Linked DNA regions of Mus musculus: region 1 is linked to region 2. A link is a loop called in an ENCODE intact Hi-C map of the cell type or tissue named here. Cell type or tissue: left cerebral cortex. All regions are shown on one strand. Each heading gives the region's core, and the rest is flanking DNA. Links, peaks and the distances in the headings are about the cores only.

Evidence for each region. Peaks named below come from ENCODE experiments on the same cell type or tissue, not always from the same donor. Only the 100,000 strongest peaks of a DNase experiment are listed, where the experiment ranks them.
Region 1: a loop joins it to region 2, with 2.1 times the contacts of the local background. A loop is called at or near these places in 1 of 42 quality-filtered maps.

Annotation. Positions count from the first base shown.
Region 1 is chr11:115,579,054-115,587,800 of GRCm38, reverse strand. Nup85 (nucleoporin 85) reads right to left here. Exons shown (of 19, transcript NM_001002929.4): 12 at 7,214-7,297; 13 at 7,006-7,071; 14 at 6,729-6,880; 15 at 5,942-6,059; 16 at 5,762-5,862; 17 at 4,773-4,924; 18 at 4,374-4,475; 19 at 3,877-4,080. The coding sequence ends at 3,979. It overlaps Gga3 (golgi associated, gamma adaptin ear containing, ARF binding protein 3), which reads left to right. Exons shown (of 17, transcript NM_173048.3): 13 at 85-395; 14 at 600-805; 15 at 1,316-1,485; 16 at 1,605-1,715; 17 at 1,961-3,546. The coding sequence ends at 2,071. Among named protein-coding and RNA genes, the nearest start is that of Nup85, 19 kb to the right of the region's middle. In left cerebral cortex, for the core only: no CTCF peak of the experiment used is centred there; a DNase peak (open chromatin) is centred at 4,548.
Region 2 is chr11:115,479,192-115,488,007 of GRCm38, reverse strand. All of the region lies in intron 2 of Armc7 (armadillo repeat containing 7), which reads right to left. Among named protein-coding and RNA genes, the nearest start is that of Armc7, 7.9 kb to the right of the region's middle. In left cerebral cortex, for the core only: CTCF peaks have their summits at 2,020, 2,219 and 4,066 (motif pointing left); DNase peaks (open chromatin) are centred at 2,650, 4,088, 4,431, 5,973 and 2 more places; H3K27ac peaks cover 3,027 bases.

The DNA.
Region 1 (8,747 bases), core at 1-8,000, 100 kb before region 2:
TCACAATGGGTACCTCAGAAGGCCCGGTGGGTGATGGCCTCGTCCCTTCTGGGTCTCTGCTCACTTGATATTTCTGTTGTACAGAATGAACCACCATCAGATCTGGACTTCTTCAGTCCCAGGCCAGTGCCTGCGGCCTCCTGCCCCTCAGATGGACCCCAGCTCCCTCCCCCAGTTTCTACCTCAAGTATGTCCCAAGCTCCACTGCCTGCTGCCTTCCCAGCTCCTGTGGTCCCAGCCAGTGCACCAACCCACAGCACTGGCTCCTTCATGTTCTCTTCTGGACCTGCCCCAGCCTTGGCTCCAAAGGCTGAGCCCAAAGGTCCAGAATACCCCAGCTCCAGCACCTCGCACCGCCTAGATGCCCTTGATCAGCTTCTGGAAGAGGCCAAAGTGTAAGGGATAGAAGAGGGTGGCTGAGCGTGGGGTGTCGTATATATAGGACCAAAGGGAGGCTTCATAGGATGGGGGATGTGGATCCTTTTTGGTACTGTGAGTCAGGCTGGAAGCTAGTGGCCTGAGGTAGCTAGACACTGGCTTTGGTTGAGGGGTTGCCTAGCATTCTAACCATCTTTCTGACTTGCCTTCCTTGGCCCCAGAACCTCAGGCTTGGTGAAACCTGTTTCTTGCTTCTCTCCTGGGCCCACTGCCTCCCCGCTGCTGCCTGCCTCTGCCCCAGCCAGACCTCTCCTGCCCTTCTCCACTGGGCCCGGAAGCCCTCTCTTCCAGTCCCAAGGCAGCCCTCAGAAAGGCCCAGAGCTCTCCTTGGCCAGTGTCCATGTGCCCCTGGAATCGATCAAGCCTAGTAAGTGCTGAGGACAGGCGCTCAGCCTCAGCTGTGGTGTTGGTAGGGTGTGATCAGTGGATTCTTTCCATACAAAAGTCCCTGACTGACTGTTAAGGGTCCGCTTGCCTGCAGTCTCACATCTTTTCTAAAGATTGTATTTTTATTATTTATGATTGTTTGTGTGCCTTGGTGTATGCATGTGCTTGACGTGTGCCCACAGAGGTCAGAGGGTTTCAGGCTTCCTGAAACTGGAGTTACAGGCAGTGGTGAGCCGACCGACATGGGTTCTGGGAACCTAGATCCTCTGCAAGAATGATAAGTGTTCCTAACCACTGTCCCATCATCCCTGTAGCCCTCTCAGCTCCTTACAGCAGCTGTGTGACCTTGGTCCTCTCCGGTACTCCACAGGGCAACCGTCCTCAGCTGTTCCAGCTCTCCTCCATCCCATTGGCTTTAGTAGCACTCGGGCTCTGCAGGGCCCTTGCCATGCTCCCCTACCACACTCACTCATGTAACACCTTCTTACAGGCAGTGCCCTTCCCGTGACAGCCTATGATAAAAATGGCTTCCGCATCCTTTTCCACTTTGCTAAGGAGTGTCCGCCAGGACGGCCTGATGTGCTGGTGGTGGTGGTTTCCATGCTGAATACGGCTCCGTTGCCAGTCAAGAGCATAGTGCTGCAGGCTGCAGTGCCCAAGGTAGCTTCCTTTCCCTTACCTTGAACCTACCGTGTTGACTGCCTTTCAGTAGCCAGCAGGTGTCTGTCTCTGAGACACCCGGACCATTCTCTTCAAAGGAGCTTCTTTTTTGTCTTCAGTCAATGAAAGTGAAGTTGCAGCCACCCTCTGGGACAGAACTTTCCCCATTTAGTCCTATCCAGCCACCTGCAGCCATCACCCAGGTCATGCTGCTGGCCAATCCAATGAAGGTAAGCGTGAGAGAATCTATGAAACCCACCTGGGATCACAGGAAGTACCCTGTGAGGCTCTGTCAGGAAGTCCTGGCTTGACCTGCAGCAGTAACCCCTCTATCCCACGTTAAGGGACTGAGCATGGGTGGACATGGTGATGCAAGATGGATCCTTCCTGGCAGAATCATGGGCGTGGCAGGGAGACAATGTCTTGGCAGAGGGAATTCCTGTACTGATTCTCATCTGCAGCCCTCTTATTACAGGAAAAGGTGCGGCTTCGATATAAACTGACCTTTGCTTTGGGGGAGCAGCTGAGCACAGAACTGGGTGAAGTGGACCAGTTTCCTCCTGTGGAGCAGTGGGGGAACCTATGACCCCAGCATATGTTGCCATCTCTACTTGGAAGGCAAGCAGCCCTGAGACAGGCTCTAGCTAGTCCAGCCACTGTACACCCTGAACAGCGTTTATAGCTTGGTGTGGATCGGAGCCCTGGACACTTCTGTCAGGAACCAAGCTGCTGCTTTGGTCACCTCTTCCTGGGCCCCTAAAAGGACCTGTCTTATCTACCTGTGTGACTTGAAGTAGCCGTACTGTGTGGGTGATGAGTCCCCTGTGGCTTCATTGGCCACTCTGGGATGGTGGACTCTGGGCCCAGAGTAGGATTTCCTTTTTTTACTGGCATTCCTTGATATCAGGGAGAGGGCTCTGAACGGTGCCTCTCCAGCCCCTGTAAGAACTGCATCTTTACACTCGAAGAGGCATGGCTTAGGAGACTGTACCTCCCCTTGGCGGTCCCTGGTTCTTTGCTGATAGGCACTGCTGCTCCCTGAACTAAAGTGGGCAGCAGTGGCCCAGAGTGAGAACTGTGGAGTACTGTAGTCTTCACTTTCTGCAAGCAGCAGCATCCTGCAGTGGCTACTGAGTGAGTGATGTGCTTACAGTGGCAGGTTGTGTCCTATGGACATCCTAGCAGGACGGGGAGCTTGGCCGGATAGCCTCACTAGGGACAGGAAGGAAAACGGAAGTGCCAATGTTTCCCTTCAGAGGCAGGTACTGTGGCTTTCTGGGAAAGGCGTACCTCCTGCAGTGGGAATAGGCCGTCCTACTCACTACCTCTTGCTTGGCATGAAATAAACTGCTGTGCTCCCCATAAGCCTTTCAGGGGAGGACACCTCCTGCCACTCTGCATCCTGCTTTGGTCACTCCTTCTCCCTGCCACACAGTATGTGGTGTGGCACCTATGGCTGGACCCAGGAAGTCTCAGGGTCACACACATTGCACTAGACTTTTATGCTGCACCCAACACCCTCTTTTCCCCAGCTAAAGAGGGGCACTGTCAGCGACATGTTGGGTCTGGAGATGAGAGGTCTGTGATTAAACTGAGTTTCCAGACCCTATTGCTTCTACAGTGCTGTGCCTCAGCCAGCATAACCCAGTTGCTCCAGGCCAGAGACGTTTAGGCTGATCGGGAACTCGGCTGCCATACTAGTCTACTGGGCCCTGCTGTCCGTATGCTGTCGCCACTACATCTTTGGAGCTCTGTCTAGAGGTCATCTGGCCTACCTCCCAGCTATTGTCCTTAGCTAGCAGGTTTTACAGTTTCCTTAGGACAGGTTTAAAAGAGATAATCATTTTCACTGATGATGGAATAAATCCAAGAGCTTTCCAGAGACTGGTTACTTCGGTGCTGGAACATCTATGGGATCACTGTCAATACGGTCATTAAAGATTTAAATTATGAGTGTTGCTCACTACTACTGAGGTCACTGCTTCAGTCAGTACAGCTGTACTGGTTGTACCACCTCCTGCCCTTGTTTTGCTGCATGTGAAATAAAACCATTTCACCCTGCTTGGCATCTTTCAATACAGAGCACAGCGGTGGGACACCATGCTATGAATTCCAACTAGTTTCTGAAACTTGTGTTTAAAGAAGCTAACCAAAGAAATTAGAGGGTGTTCCAAGGTCACTGGCTGAGTTGGGTAAGGCCTCAACCTCATCTGGGCAGGATTAATCCCCTTGCACCAGTCCCGTGGGTCCCTGGCTTCTCTAATGAGACGGAGCAGGGCTATTCTCTATCAATGAGCTCTTAAGCCAGGAGTGGAAACATCCATCTTAAAGGCAACTATTGTTCATTTTGCAATGTCAGGTTCAGAATAGACAATTTTAAAACCTCCTTGGTAGGATTAACAATTGGTCTTATATTTGCAAAACAATTTATTCTTTAAAATCTATTTACATTGCCATACAAAGTTACTATATTGCAACTGTCCTCATCTTCTCTCAGGAACCCTCCAGTGAGCCTTCCCTTATAATTGCCCGAGCAAGATTCCGGGCAAGAGCCAGTCTCAGCATCTCCACCTTGGTGGTCTCTATGTCGTCATCCTAAAGAGCAGAAAAACAGTGTGAGGAGCAACAGGCAGCATTCCAGGAGAGCATGGAGCCATCTGAACCTACGATTACAGTTCAGAATATGACCAGTATAGCATACTAAGTTTGGCTCTGCAGTGGGAAGACTTGCTCCTAAAAGTTGGTGTTACAGAACAGGTTAATAGCTAAAAGGCACATGAATTCATAAAAAGGCTAATGTTTCAAGATGGCAGGATAATGGGAGGAAATCCTGAGACAGAAATCTTTCCCCACTTCAACACAATCATCTTCCCAGGAGTTAAAATGACCTGCAGTCGCTGGGCATCAGGTTCACCACACTCTGGCCTCCCTGAGGCCAAGTCTTCCAGGCACCGCATCAGCTCATATGTCTGCTCTGCTGAAAAAATCACCTAGGGGAAAGAGGCTGCGTCACTCAGCTGCTCCACAGGCACAGCTCCAAAGTCTTCAGGGAGAAATATTTGCATACAGAGCCCTGGGCTGCTGGTATGCTCCTAAGTCTTACATCCATCCCTCTAGTGAGGCATCTTCCAGCTGTTCTGAAATGAATAGTGGATTGGTGCTCGAGCCTTGGACACGTGTACACGGTACTGCTTAGGCGTAAATGAGCTTCTGTATGGCTGCAGAAGCCAGCTGAGGAAGACCACCAAAGGCACAGAACAGATAGGTCAGATGTGATCAAGTATTACCTGTTTCTGTTCCAAAAGAGGAAGGGCATCTGTGAGCAGAGTCATCCAGAAAGAACGAGGTGCAATCTGAGAGGTCATGAGGGACAGCAGAAGAGAAGCAGCGTCACCAAAGCGCTTCTCCCCGTACAGTCTGTGGAACTCCCGGTACTTTCCTGTTGAGGGGTGTGAGTTCACCTCAAAATTCCTCTCTACTTACCTGATACTTAGAAAAGCTATCCTGGCTTTAAACTAGGACTCCATATACCTGGAACTGTTTCTAGAACAGTTTCAAGTTCACAAATCAATGAAAGGTAGGATTCAAGGATTTTTATGAGCACCAGCCTTGGGGAAGTGTCAGTAGTGCAGTGAGAGATCAGTTAGAGCGCTGGAAAGATGGTTCTGCTAATCGTACTCACTCTTCTTGTACAGAAGACATGAATCAATGCCCAACACCCACATGCCAGCTCACAACTGACCAACTCCAGTCCCATGGGACCCTCCTCTAGCTTCTGCAAACACCAGGCCAATATGTGGTGAGCACCCATACACAAAACAAAAGTTTAAGAAGATTAAAATACTCCACGAATCCTGGTGATGTACATGAGGTAGAGGGTCTGAGACACTAATCTCTTCCTGCAGTGAACTGCCAGCTCACACAAGCAACAAAAAAATCTCTGGTGGAAGCATGATGGGAATTGGACATGGATACCATACCAAACTCTTCCAGGCTCATAATCCCAGCCTTGGGGAGGGAAAGCTAAAAAACTTCTCTGTGTGAGAGGCTAGCCTGGGCAGCCAGAGAGGTACACAGTGCCACCCTGTCTTCAAAAAATGAGTATGAAAAGTGTATATAAAATGTGTTTCTCATGCTATTTATTTCCCTAATTTTGGAATTATTGGGAAACAAAATGTTACTAAACTATGCAAAGGCTAACACATGCAAAGGCTGGCTGTCCATCTCCCCAAGTGTCCACTCTGGAATACCCAGGGGAAAGAATGACAAGACTCACCCAGAAACGTCAGTCGATCACTGAGCATCATGGCTGACCCCAGATTGTCAATGAGATCCAAGTCAGAAAAGCAGCCTCTCTCACAGTAATCCCGGAGGAATCTGCAGGGCCCAACCCAAAGATGAGAGCAGCAATCCTAGGCCCACCTCAAGCTCCAGCCAACCACAAAGCCTCACCTACCTGTCAGATACGAGTGTGGCAAAGGCAGCATCTTTGGCACGGATGCTCCAGGAGAGTGCTGAGCCCAAGCGGTTATTACGAACAGCCTTCATGGCCAAGATCTTACAGATGCTTTTAACTTGCAGGAGAAAGGACAAAGGGCAAAGGCTCACACCTTATAATCCTCCTGTGAAAAGCCCTGTGGGGACAGGCTCGGCCTTCCGACAGCCTCACTACAACCTAAAGTACTCAATCTACAGCTAAGTGAGAAAACCAGAAACTTCCGTTTATTCTTTGTCTTTCCTTTGCTCATACCACAGATGACCCACTCACTAGACTGGCTTTCTGAGTGTTTGTCCTTGGGTGGCAAAAAAGATCTTGGTTTTCCTCCACATTAATAGTCCCACCGTTATCTGTCCTGAGACCACACAAATCTCATCTTCCTTTGTGTGCAAGTGACTCTCATTCAGCAGCAGTGGGAGGATGGCACAAAGCTGTTGACACCTATTCCTATCGCTGTGTGCTCCTGCCAAGCTTCCCCACTGGTCCAGGCTTTGCTGGTAGCAACCTCCCACCTACATAGGACTCTCAGCTCTGACCACAGGCTCTGAGAACCTAAAGTCAAAGGGCCGGATTTTCCTGTTTCAAAGGCCAACCCCAGCAGGCTCTCCTGCCCTCCCTGATGTCTTGGCATGTACTGCACACTGTCTCTCCAGTATGCAGAAGCGAGCTGTCACAGAGTAAGCACTGCTCAGCCTAGGGATGCCCTGACAGCCCAGCGGACAGGTTGGGGGAAGTGCCTTATCACCTTGCTCAGTCATCTGCCGCTGCTCACAAATCCTCAGCACCTTCAAGGCTTTCTGCTCTGTGTTGAGAGGAATCCGCTCAATGTGCAGCTCCAAGGAAACTCGGCCTAGCTCCGGGCAGTAATCAAAGTAGTCCACCCCCAGCTGCCACAGGCTATGGTGGAAGGAATGCAGATGGTGAGAGGCTACCTGGTTGCCCTATGGCTCTGGGCATTGCCACCTGACGCTCATCCTCCTCAGCCCTCTGAACCAGCACGGAGCAGTGGGGCTTCCTCCTACCTGTGGTGAGCAAACAGTCCTGAGGCGTACTCCAGCAGGAGGAATTCTCTCATGTTAGAACCAAAACTGGGGAAAAAACAACAACACAGGACTGCAAGCCTGCCCACTCACTTTGTGGCTCCTGCAGCCTACCTGCTCCTAGTCTACTGGCCGCCCCCCTCAAAAGCCTGGTGATGTAAGAAAGGGTCAGTGCATCTGGCCAACTTACTAGAGATTGTGTGACTGGAGGAGTCTGCAGTGATCCAAAAGGTCTGTGAGGTGAGCTACGAACCACCAGTTGCTCAGGGCGATGCTGAAAATCCAGACACCAAGGCAAAAAGGGAAAGAAGTCAAAGTCACATGACTGAGGAGTCGGAAACCCACACATCCTGTGCTGCCAAAAGACTGGAAGGAGGGCTGGAGAGATAGCTCAGTGGTTAAGAGCACTGGCTGCTCTTCCAGAGGTCCTGAGTTCAATTCCCAGCAACCACATGGTGGCTCACAACCCTCTGTAATGGGATCTGATACCCTCTTCTGGCCTGGAGGCATACATGCAGGCAGAATGCTTTATACAAAAATAAATCTTAAAAAAAAAAAAAAAAAAAAAAAGAAAGAAAGAAAGAAGACTAAATGGGTCGAACAGAGAAATGGCTAAGGGAAAAGGGACCTGAGCCGGGTGGTGGTGGCGCACGCCTTTAATCCCAGCACTTGGGAGGCAGAGACAGGCGGATTTCTGAGTTCGAGGCCAGCCTGGTCTACAGAGTGAGTTCCAGGACAGCCGGGGCTACACAGAGAAACCCTGTCTCGAAAAACCAAAAAAGGAATTTCACTTCAGTGAAATTCACTTCACAGGGAATTTCACTTCAGTGAAATGGCCAATTCCTTAGAAGCCATTATCTGTTTGTACACGGTCAAACAGGAGTTCTGGGTAGTCCTAACTGTGGCTCTGAGGGCAGTACTAGATAGACAGGCCTGTAGGTGGTGAGAATGAGTCCTTCCTCACAAATAAAATGCAGGAAATTTACAAAGGAGTTTAATAGGCTATGTCTCTCCCTTTCCACCAATTGAGGCAGAGCATTCCTCCCCTGCCTGCCTCCACAGTGAATTCCTTTACAGTAAGCGATGGCATGAGACTGTCTCACCAAACCAACAATGTGTTATCACTAAAGCAGGGCACAACTATCACAAGATTTTTCACCTTTGCTTTAGACTTCCAGTCTCTAGAAGAGTGAGAAAACAAGTATCTATCCAACAATAAATACAAACCAGCAGACCTTCAGTGGTGCAGCTGCTGCCTACCTGCCTACACAGTCAGTAGTACCAAGCTAGCCCAAAAACACAAAACATGCTGGGGAGATGGTTGGTGCATAAGGATGCTTGCCCTACAAGCATGAGGGACCCCACCAGGAAATAAGCCAAGGGGAGCTGTGGATGCCTCCCACAGGGCACTGAGGAATGGACAGAAGTAGATCCTAGAGCTTGCTAACCAACCAGAGACAGTAAGCTGCTGGCTCAGTAAGTCAATGTCATGGCAACAGAGCTGTGGCCTAGAGCTGAGGCTCTCACAGTGGGCACTAACCACCACACACAGAGTGCACACACTCATATAAACAAACCAGTGAAACAAGCCCTCACATAAAAAGGAACAAAGCCCAGGAAAGAAAGTGAAAGGAAAGCTGAGAAGAACAAGCACTGTGGAGTGAATGAGGTGGCTACAGAGTTTAAAGACAGAGCTGGACACCCCCCTTTTATTAGATATTTTC
Region 2 (8,816 bases), core at 412-8,411:
GCTACATCCCTGTCTCAAAGACAAAACAAGCGGGGTAGAGAGATGGCTCAGTGTCTAAGAATACTTCCTGCTCTCCTTGAGGACACAAGTTCTGTTCCCAGGACCCACACCAGGCAGCTCTGAACCACTGGTAACTCCAGCTCCAGGGAATCTAAAAACCTGGCCTCCGTAGGACCCCATGGTGAACACGCAGCATTCACACACAGATATATGGTGTACACACAGCACTCACACACAGATAGGCCTCATATATGAATAGAAACAAACAGACAAACCCCACAAGGACTGGAGAGACGGCTCGGCACATCCTGCTCTTCTGCCTGTAACTACAGCTTCATAGGATATGACGTCCCTCTTTGGCCTTCATCAGCACCTGTGTCCACATGAACCTACCCACCCCTCCTCCTACGCCACATACACACATACATTAAATAAAAATTTTAGAAATCCTAAAGATAAACAAAACAAAAATATAAATTTTAGAGTTTGGGAAATGGCTCAATTGTTAAAAGTACTCGGCTAAGTTTGATCCTAGCACCAATATAAATAAGCCAGACATAATTATGTGGGTCTGTAACATCTTCACTGTGGGGGTAGAGACAGGAATGTATATGTGTATGTGTGTGTGTGTGTGTGTGTGTGTGTGTGTGTGTGTGTGTGTGTGTGTGATTGGTGAGCTCCAAATTCAATGAGAGACCCTGTCTTCAAAACCCACAGCCGGGCCGTGGTGGCGCACGCCTTTAATTCCAGCACTTGGGAGGCAGAGGCAGGCGGATTTCTGAGTTCGAGGCCAGCCTGGTCTACAAAGTGAGTTCCAGGACAGCCAGGACAGCCAGGGTTACAGAGAGAAACCCTGTCTCAAAAAAACAAAAACAAAACAAAACAAAACGAAAAAACCCAACCAACCCCCAGTGCAGAGCCACAGAAGATCACCCTCAGCATTCGCCCCTGGCCTCCGTACTCAAGAACACACACATAGAAAGAATTAACTTTTGTGTGTGTGGGTGTATGTGGCAGTGTCTCACAGTGTAGCTCTAGCTGGTCTGGAACTTGCTATGTAGACCAGGTTGGCCTTGAGCTCAGAGAGATTCATCTGCCTCTGCCTCCCAAATGCCTGCGCCACCATGCTTCCCTATAACCAGATTTAGTGGAGGCGGAAGGAGAGAAAATACTGGGAGAAAGGACCGAAACTGGAGGAGGGCATTTCCAGAGTAGACATGTAGTGCAATCGAAGTCCAAGGGACCTAGGTGAGAAACCCTAGCAAAGTCTCCCAGACACAGAGACTGGACTTCTGTAACCAGGCAAGGCCTCAAGGATAGGGACTGGGCCACCAACCCAGCCAACACATCTTCAACCTTCAGTGTGTCCTGCCTGCAGTGTGTCCTGCCTGCAGTGTGTCCTGCCTGCAGTGTGTCCTGCCTGCAGTGGGTCCTGCCTGCAGTGTGTCCTGCCTGCAGTGTGTCCTGCCTGCAGTGTGTCCTGCCTGCAGTGTGTCCTGCCTGCAGTGTGTCCTGCCTGCAGTGTGTCCTGCCTGCAGTGTGTCCTGCCTGCAGTGTGTCCTGCCTGCAGTGTGTCCTGCCTGCAGTGTGTTCTGGGACAGGAGCCTAGCAGCATCACCATCAAAGAGAGCAAGGAGACTTCATGCAGAGTCTCCCAGGCAAGCGTCAGGTGGAGCCCAGAGGCACACAGAGATCAGGGAGCCTGCAGCCTCTGACCTAGGTCCTCTGCAGATGCTTGGCTGAGCTCCTGGTGCTCCTGTGGGAGTCCTGGGGGGAAGCAGGGCTTGCCCCGACTCTTGCCTACCGTGGGACCCTTTTTTGTCCTAGGGCTGCCTTGCCCAGCCTTGCCATGATGGCGTGTGCCTGCTCTTACTGCAGCTTGATATGCCGTGTTTGGTTGATGTCCCTAGGAGGCCTGCTCTTTTTGGATCTGGGAGAGAGAGAAGGTGGGAGGGAGAGACTCAGGAGAGGGGAGGAGGAGAAGGGAGAGGGGAGGGAGGGAAAACTGCCATAGGGATGAGAATATATAAAAGAATTTTTTTTTTTTAAAGATTTATTTATTTATTATATGTAAGTACACTGTAGCTTTCTTCAGACACTCCAGAAGAGGGCGTCAGATCTTGTTACAGATGGTTGTGAGCCACCATGTGGTTGCTGGGATTTGAACTTCAGACCTTCGGAAGAGCAGTCGGGTGCTCTTACCCACTGAGCCATCTCACCAGCCCCATAAAAGAATTTTTTAAGATTTAAAATATATTTTTAAAAGCTAGCTTTAGGACAGAGCTTGCATGATCTCACTTAAATAAGGACCGAAGCCATGTGAAAGCAATCCACAGGGACAAAGCTAAGAGCTGTGCCCACCTGGGGTATGTGGGAGAAACAAGACACAGCTTGACTAAGGAGCTGCTGGTGCACATGGGAGCACACCTTAATGGACTCAAGGATTAATTAAACTGCCACTTGTGTCCATTCATCAGACGCCCAGATAGTTACAAACCAGAAAGGGTGGACCGGGCGTGGCTGCGGTGGACGCTTGCGAGGGCTCCTGGGCTCCATCCTAGTACCACCAAAAAGAAAGAGAGGAGAGCAAGCCCTGACTAGCTGAAGAATTTGCTTTGGGCGGACAGAGATGGGGGCGGGGTGGAAGAGCTAGAGGCAAGAGGCAAAGGCTGGGCTCTGTTGGACACCAGTAACCATAGAAACCCCTGAAAGATGGAACCTGAGATGAGAGAGCTGGACTTGGAGAAACAGGCGACAAGTAGGAGCTGGTGCTGGGAAGGGCTCAAAGGGATTTCCTGGGGGTTAAAACGGTGGGCAGGCGGTGGGAGCGCATGGCTTTCATCCCAGCACTTGGGAGACAGCTAGATGCAGGCAGATCCCTGAGTTCAAGGCCAGCCTGGCCTACACAGAGAGACAAGAAAGTGAAAACAAAAATAAGGTGTCAGTGAGATTGCAGGTAAGGGTACCTGAGCATGCCTGGTAACCAAAGTCCAACTCAGGGACCCACGTTAGGGTGGGAGGAGAACACTGACTCCGCACAGTTGTCCTGTGACCCCCACATACATGCAATGGCATGTATACACGCCCCTCCCACATTACATGCACAATCATAATGCAATACATTTTTATAAAAAAATAAACAAAAAAGCCTCACTGGGCACTAATCTGTTCTTAGGTTTTACTTCAGCACCCTGAAAATGCTTGTTGCCGGCTGTGAGTAAGAGGAAAATACACACGAAACGTACTTCTATTGATGTATATATGCATGTATGCACATGATAAGGCCTTCCTGTGTAGCCCTGGAGGGCCTGGAATTCCTCCATGTAGACTAGGCTGGCCTTGAACTTCTGGAGATCCACTAGCCTCTGCCTCCCAATGCTGGGATTACATCATGGACCACCATGCTGGGATCACTTTCTTGAATTCTGGAAATCCTGTACCATACTGGTCAGCTGTGTCAATTAAAACACACATAACTGTTAGGCCTAAAATAAACCTGCTTTATCTCAAACTAGAAGAGACACTCTGCCTAGGGCTCCCAAGTAGCTGGGACTGTGTACACCCGACATTATACTTTACTGGAAAAGAAAATGACAGGGGCGGAGAGGTGCTTCAGAGGTTAAGCCTGACTGATCTTTAAGGGTCCAGGTTCAATTCAGCACCAACATGGCAGCTCACAACTGTCTATAGTACCAGTTCCAGGGGATCCAACACCCTCACACAGACACACACGCAGGCCAAACACCAAGCACACACACACACACACACACACACACACGAATGAATGAATGAATGAATGAATGAATGAATGAATGAGGAAAAACAACTCTCTTAAATGTCAAAGATATTATTAATTACAAGAGAAATACTTTAGGAGGCAAAGGCAGGCAGATCCCTGAGTTCAAGGCCAGCCTGGTTTACTGAGTGAGTTCCAGGACAGCCAGGGCTATACAGAGATACCCTGTCTCGAAAAAACAAACAAACAAACAAACAAACAAAAAAAGAGAAATACACTGTTGGTTTCCAAAGAGGCTGTAGAGAATTTAGCCATTGAGCACTGCTGCCCCCTGGTGGCAGTGACGTGTATCGCAAGATCTACGAAGCCAATTTAACCAGACTTCTCAGAGGAATGAATCCTGCTTTAGCAACAAATCTGTCAAAGTGCCCTGTGGCACCCTGAGGATCAGTTTTCAGAGAAGCAAAATCCTCCTGTGGTCTTTGCATCTGCATGTTGGCCTGGGATGGACAGGAGTACACGATGTTTTTAACCAGAGCTTCCGCTCCGTTCTTTTATTCACTCTTGAGTGTTACCCTGGCTTTAGAGCTGGTGTCTCAATCCATCCACTTCTCAGCCGAAGTCGCAATCACCAGCAGCTTTCTCGTGACTAAGACCACTGCCCAGTGGCTGCTAGTTCCTCTGTGAGCTTTGGGCACCACCAGGTGCAGCAGGCAAACTCCTAACTGCAGAGATGGGCGCAGCCAGGCTTCTCAGGGAGATCAGCACCGTAAGTGCTCCCACCAGGCGCTCCAAGGCGGACAGTGCTTTCAGCAGCAGAACAGGTGCTTGGCAGTGCTCCCCTCTTAGTGCCAGAGGCAGTCCAAGGTCGGAAATGACAACGGCCATTGAATCTGCATCCAGCTCCCACTGGGACTCTCCTCTTAAGTCACATATGACAAATACAAGAGCATCGAGATCGACACAGAGCCCCAGAGACAAAAGGCTGAGAGCTGGAGCCGCACTTGCACTTGAAACCTGAGATTTAGACTGTGTGAAGACGGCAGGAAAGGGAAAACAAAACAAAACAAAACAAAACAAAACAAAACAAAACAAAACAAAACAAAAAACAGTGGTGAAACAGACAGATCCTGGGGGCAACTGCCCAGAGCAGACCCAGTCTCCCATAGCGCCTCCAAGCTGGCAGAGGAGCATCTGAGGTGCCCTGTGCTGGCAACACTGCCTTCTGGGGCTGTCTGGAACCTGGAGGAACATCTCTGTGACTGGGCAGTTTTCTCCAGAGTCAACAGCCTACTGTAGAGAAGCTCTATGGCTCGCTCCCCAGCAGAAGCATGGCCACTGTCACCACTCAGAGGGCAACAACAGTGCGGCAGACTTGGCTTTTAAGACAGTGTAGCCTTGGCTGTCCTGGAACTCAGTCTGTAGACCAGGCTGGCCTTGAACTCACAAAAATCCAAATTTCTGTTTCCCAAGTGCTATGATTAAAGGTATGTACCACACAACCACCTGGTTTGTTTATTTGATGTATACGAGTACACTGTATCTCTCTTCAGGCACACTAGAAGAGGGCTTTGGATTCCATTAGATGGTTGTGAGCCACCACATGGTTGCTGGGAATTAAACTCAAGACCTCTGGAAGAACAGACAGTGCTCTTAACTGGTGAGCCATCTCTCCAACACCCTACTTTTTATTCTTTTAAACCACAGTACTCATTATGTAGATCCTAGCTAGCCTGGAACCTACAGAGATCCTCTGGCTCTGCACCCTGAGTGCTGGGACCACAGGGGTGCACTTGCAGAGGGTTCTAAGAAGGGGTCCTGTAAACTGAGGCTTGCCTCAGACTCATTATATAACTGAGGCTGACCATGAACTCCCGATCCTACTTCCTCCTACTCTGGGGCCGGTTTTAGATGCTTTAGATTATCTAGAATAGCATGCCTCTAGAAGAGCAGGGATCCAGAGCCAGTAAGATCTAGACAACTGGGCTCCCTTAGCCCAGGTACAGAGGGCCCCATAGGGATGTTCTGAAGACCCCTAGATTCCACCCAGAGCCCACCAATCTCCTTTCATCTGAGGCTCCATCCCTCAGCCTACAGCTGCACCAGCCTCTTCTGGGTCCTGCCGCCTACAGTGAATTCCCTCAGCATTGCACTTAACAGAGCATCTGCTTGTGGAGGCTGAGGCCAGATGGAATTTTTTTTTCTGTCGTTGGTTTTTTAAGACAGGGTTTCTCCATGTAGTCCCAGCTGGCCTTGAACTCATGGAGATCTACCTATCTTTATCTCCCAAGTGCCAGGATTAAAGACTTGGGCTCCCAGCCATAGCTGGGATTTCCATGTGTCTCAGAGCGCCTGCACTGAGAAAAGATGGGAGGCTCTGTATCCTAGTCCTGTATTCCACAAACATCAAGAAGAGTGCGGTGTCTCTGAAAACTCTAAATCACACTGTGATGTATTCAGAGATAAAAAGTGTCACTGAGCTGTTAAGCTATTCAACTGAGTCTCTGGGTTACAGGAAATGGAGGAGACAGAAGGAGGAGCTAAGTCACTGCTGCGTACACAGTAGCTCCCCACCACACGTGAGGCTGTAACACAGGTGGAGGGCTGGATGTGCTATGCACAGCCTACACATACACCTACCATTGTCACTTTATATCTCTGTGAACCAGGGCTCTCAGCACTGACCTTGTCACAGCAAAGCCATCAGAACTCTGAAAACCACTGAGGATGGTCTATGTCCCATAGTCTCAGCATTCAGCCAGGTTTGCGTGTATGAAAAATGAACCATCCATCTTCTTAGTGTGCAAACACTGTCCTTAATAAATAGTAAAATCATACCTGTACCAGATCCCTGCCCCCTTGGACAGGGAGGGTCTCATGTAACTCAGGCTGGCCTCAAAGTTGTCCTGGTTTTTTTTTTTTTTTTTTTTTTCGAGACAGGGTTTCTCTGTGTAGCCCTGGCTGTCCTGGAACTCACTCTGTAGACCAGGCTGGCCTAGAACTCAGAAATCTGCCTGCCTCTGCCTCCCGAGTGCTGGGATTAAAGGCATGCGCCACCATGCCCGGCCAAAGTTAATTAGCTGAAAATCATCCAAGATTCTTGGTTCTCTTGCCTCCACCTCCCAAGTGTATTTTATATAGCGCTCTCTCTCTCTCTCTCTCTCTCTCTCTCTCTCTCTCTCTCTCTCTCTCTCTCTGTGTGTGTGTGTGTGTGTGTGTGTGTGTACAAGCAGTGGTGGCATAGGCCTTTAATCCCAGTACCCAGGACAGAGGCAAGTAGATCTGTAAGTTTGAGTCCGGCTTGGTCTACATTGAGAATCCCAGGACAGCCAGGGCTACACAGAGAAACCCTGTCTTGTACACTGCCCCACAATTTTTATTCTCATGCAAAAAGGGCTCCTGAGTGGGAAAAGTCTGAGAAGCCCTGAGCTAAATGATATCTTTGAGAGGAAGGAGACATACAGGGAAGAGGGACATCCTACAGATGTGGGGTAGACCATGCAACCATCAGTGATACGGACGGACGCGTCACCTGTGTAGATACTGTAATCATTGCCCTCCAAACAGCACAGCCCGAGGTCATGTTCTTTTACTTTTTTTTTTTTTGGTTTTACGAGACAGGGTTTCTCTGTGTAGCCCTGGCTGTCCTGGAACTCACTCTGTAGACCAGGCTATCCTCGAACTCAGAAATCCGCCTGCCTCTGCCTTCCAAGTGATGGGATTAAAGGTGTGCACCACCACTGCCTGGCACGAGGTCATGTCCTTTATGCCTCCTGAGTGCCGGGACTGAAGAAGACACATGGCAACACCCAGGGCCCAGAGCTGTCACTTTCATCAGTACGGCTGTGACTGTTTGTAAGAGACATGCCCACCGTGCTCGCTGACGAGTGATGCTCCCTCAGGAGGGGACAGAGAGACCGTTAGACCTCTCTGAATTCCTAAGGATTCCTCTTGCGTCTCACTTGTACGCGACTGTGTGCTAACTGCTTGTGGCCGTGGAGGTGCTAGGGTCTGTAGTGGTGGAAAGTTACTGAGAGGGCAGGGGTTCCATTTCTGCAGCTAGAGGGAACTCATCCTTTGTGCTGGGCAAGGCTTTTAGTAGGATAGCTGCTATCTATCGGCTCACCCACGTTCTGTAAGCAGGCCCAATAAAACCAGTGGTTACGTGAGATACACTTTGGTGGGATCTAAGTTTGGTGGTTGCTGGTGCCCTACAGGGGAGGCAGGTGTCTGCTTACATCTCCCCTGCCACAGACTCTCCAAACCTAAGGATTCCAGGAGGCTTAAGGTGCTGGAGAGAAGGCTCACTGGGGAAGGGCCCTTGCTGCCAAGCCGCGCAAGCTGAGCTTCACTCCCTGACCCCCACGGTGGAAGAGGAGAACTCAGCCCTGCGTGTTGTCCCTGGACCGCCATGTTCCTATCACAGCACACACATAAACACAGACACACACTAAATAAATGTAAAAAAAATTTTAAAAGAGATTTAAGATAATTTATGTAATATCCTCTGTCCCAAGAGTATACTACGGAAGGAGAGGGGGGCAGCTTGATAATGGAGACTTCTGATACAGTTGCTCACCAGGTCATGAAGGTGAATCGAGAGGTACGTCACACTGGCACTAAATGATCCTAACAGGAGTTCCAGGCTAGCCAGAGCCTGTGTCAGACACAACAACAAAAACACCCAAATAAGGCCTGATGGTAAAGCCACGTATGTCATATGGGGTCTTGGGCCAGAAAAAAGTGTATCAGGGAAAAACCAAAGGTCATATGAATACTATGAATAAAGACCTGCTAGTGGTGATGTATCAATGCCAGCTCATTAACTATAGCAGATAAACCAGTGCGAGGAGTTAAGAACAGGAAAAAGAGGGTGTGAATGTGTGGCAACTCTTTATCTTTGGATTTTTTTCGTTTTCTTTCTTCTTTGCTGAGAAAGAGTCTTGAGTGGCTCAGAACTGGACTTGCTATGTGGCTGAAGGTGGCTCTTGAGCTCTCTGTCTGCCTGTCCCTACCTCCTGCATGCTGGGATTACAGGCACAGACCACCACACACTCTATTGAGTTACACTCCCAGTCTC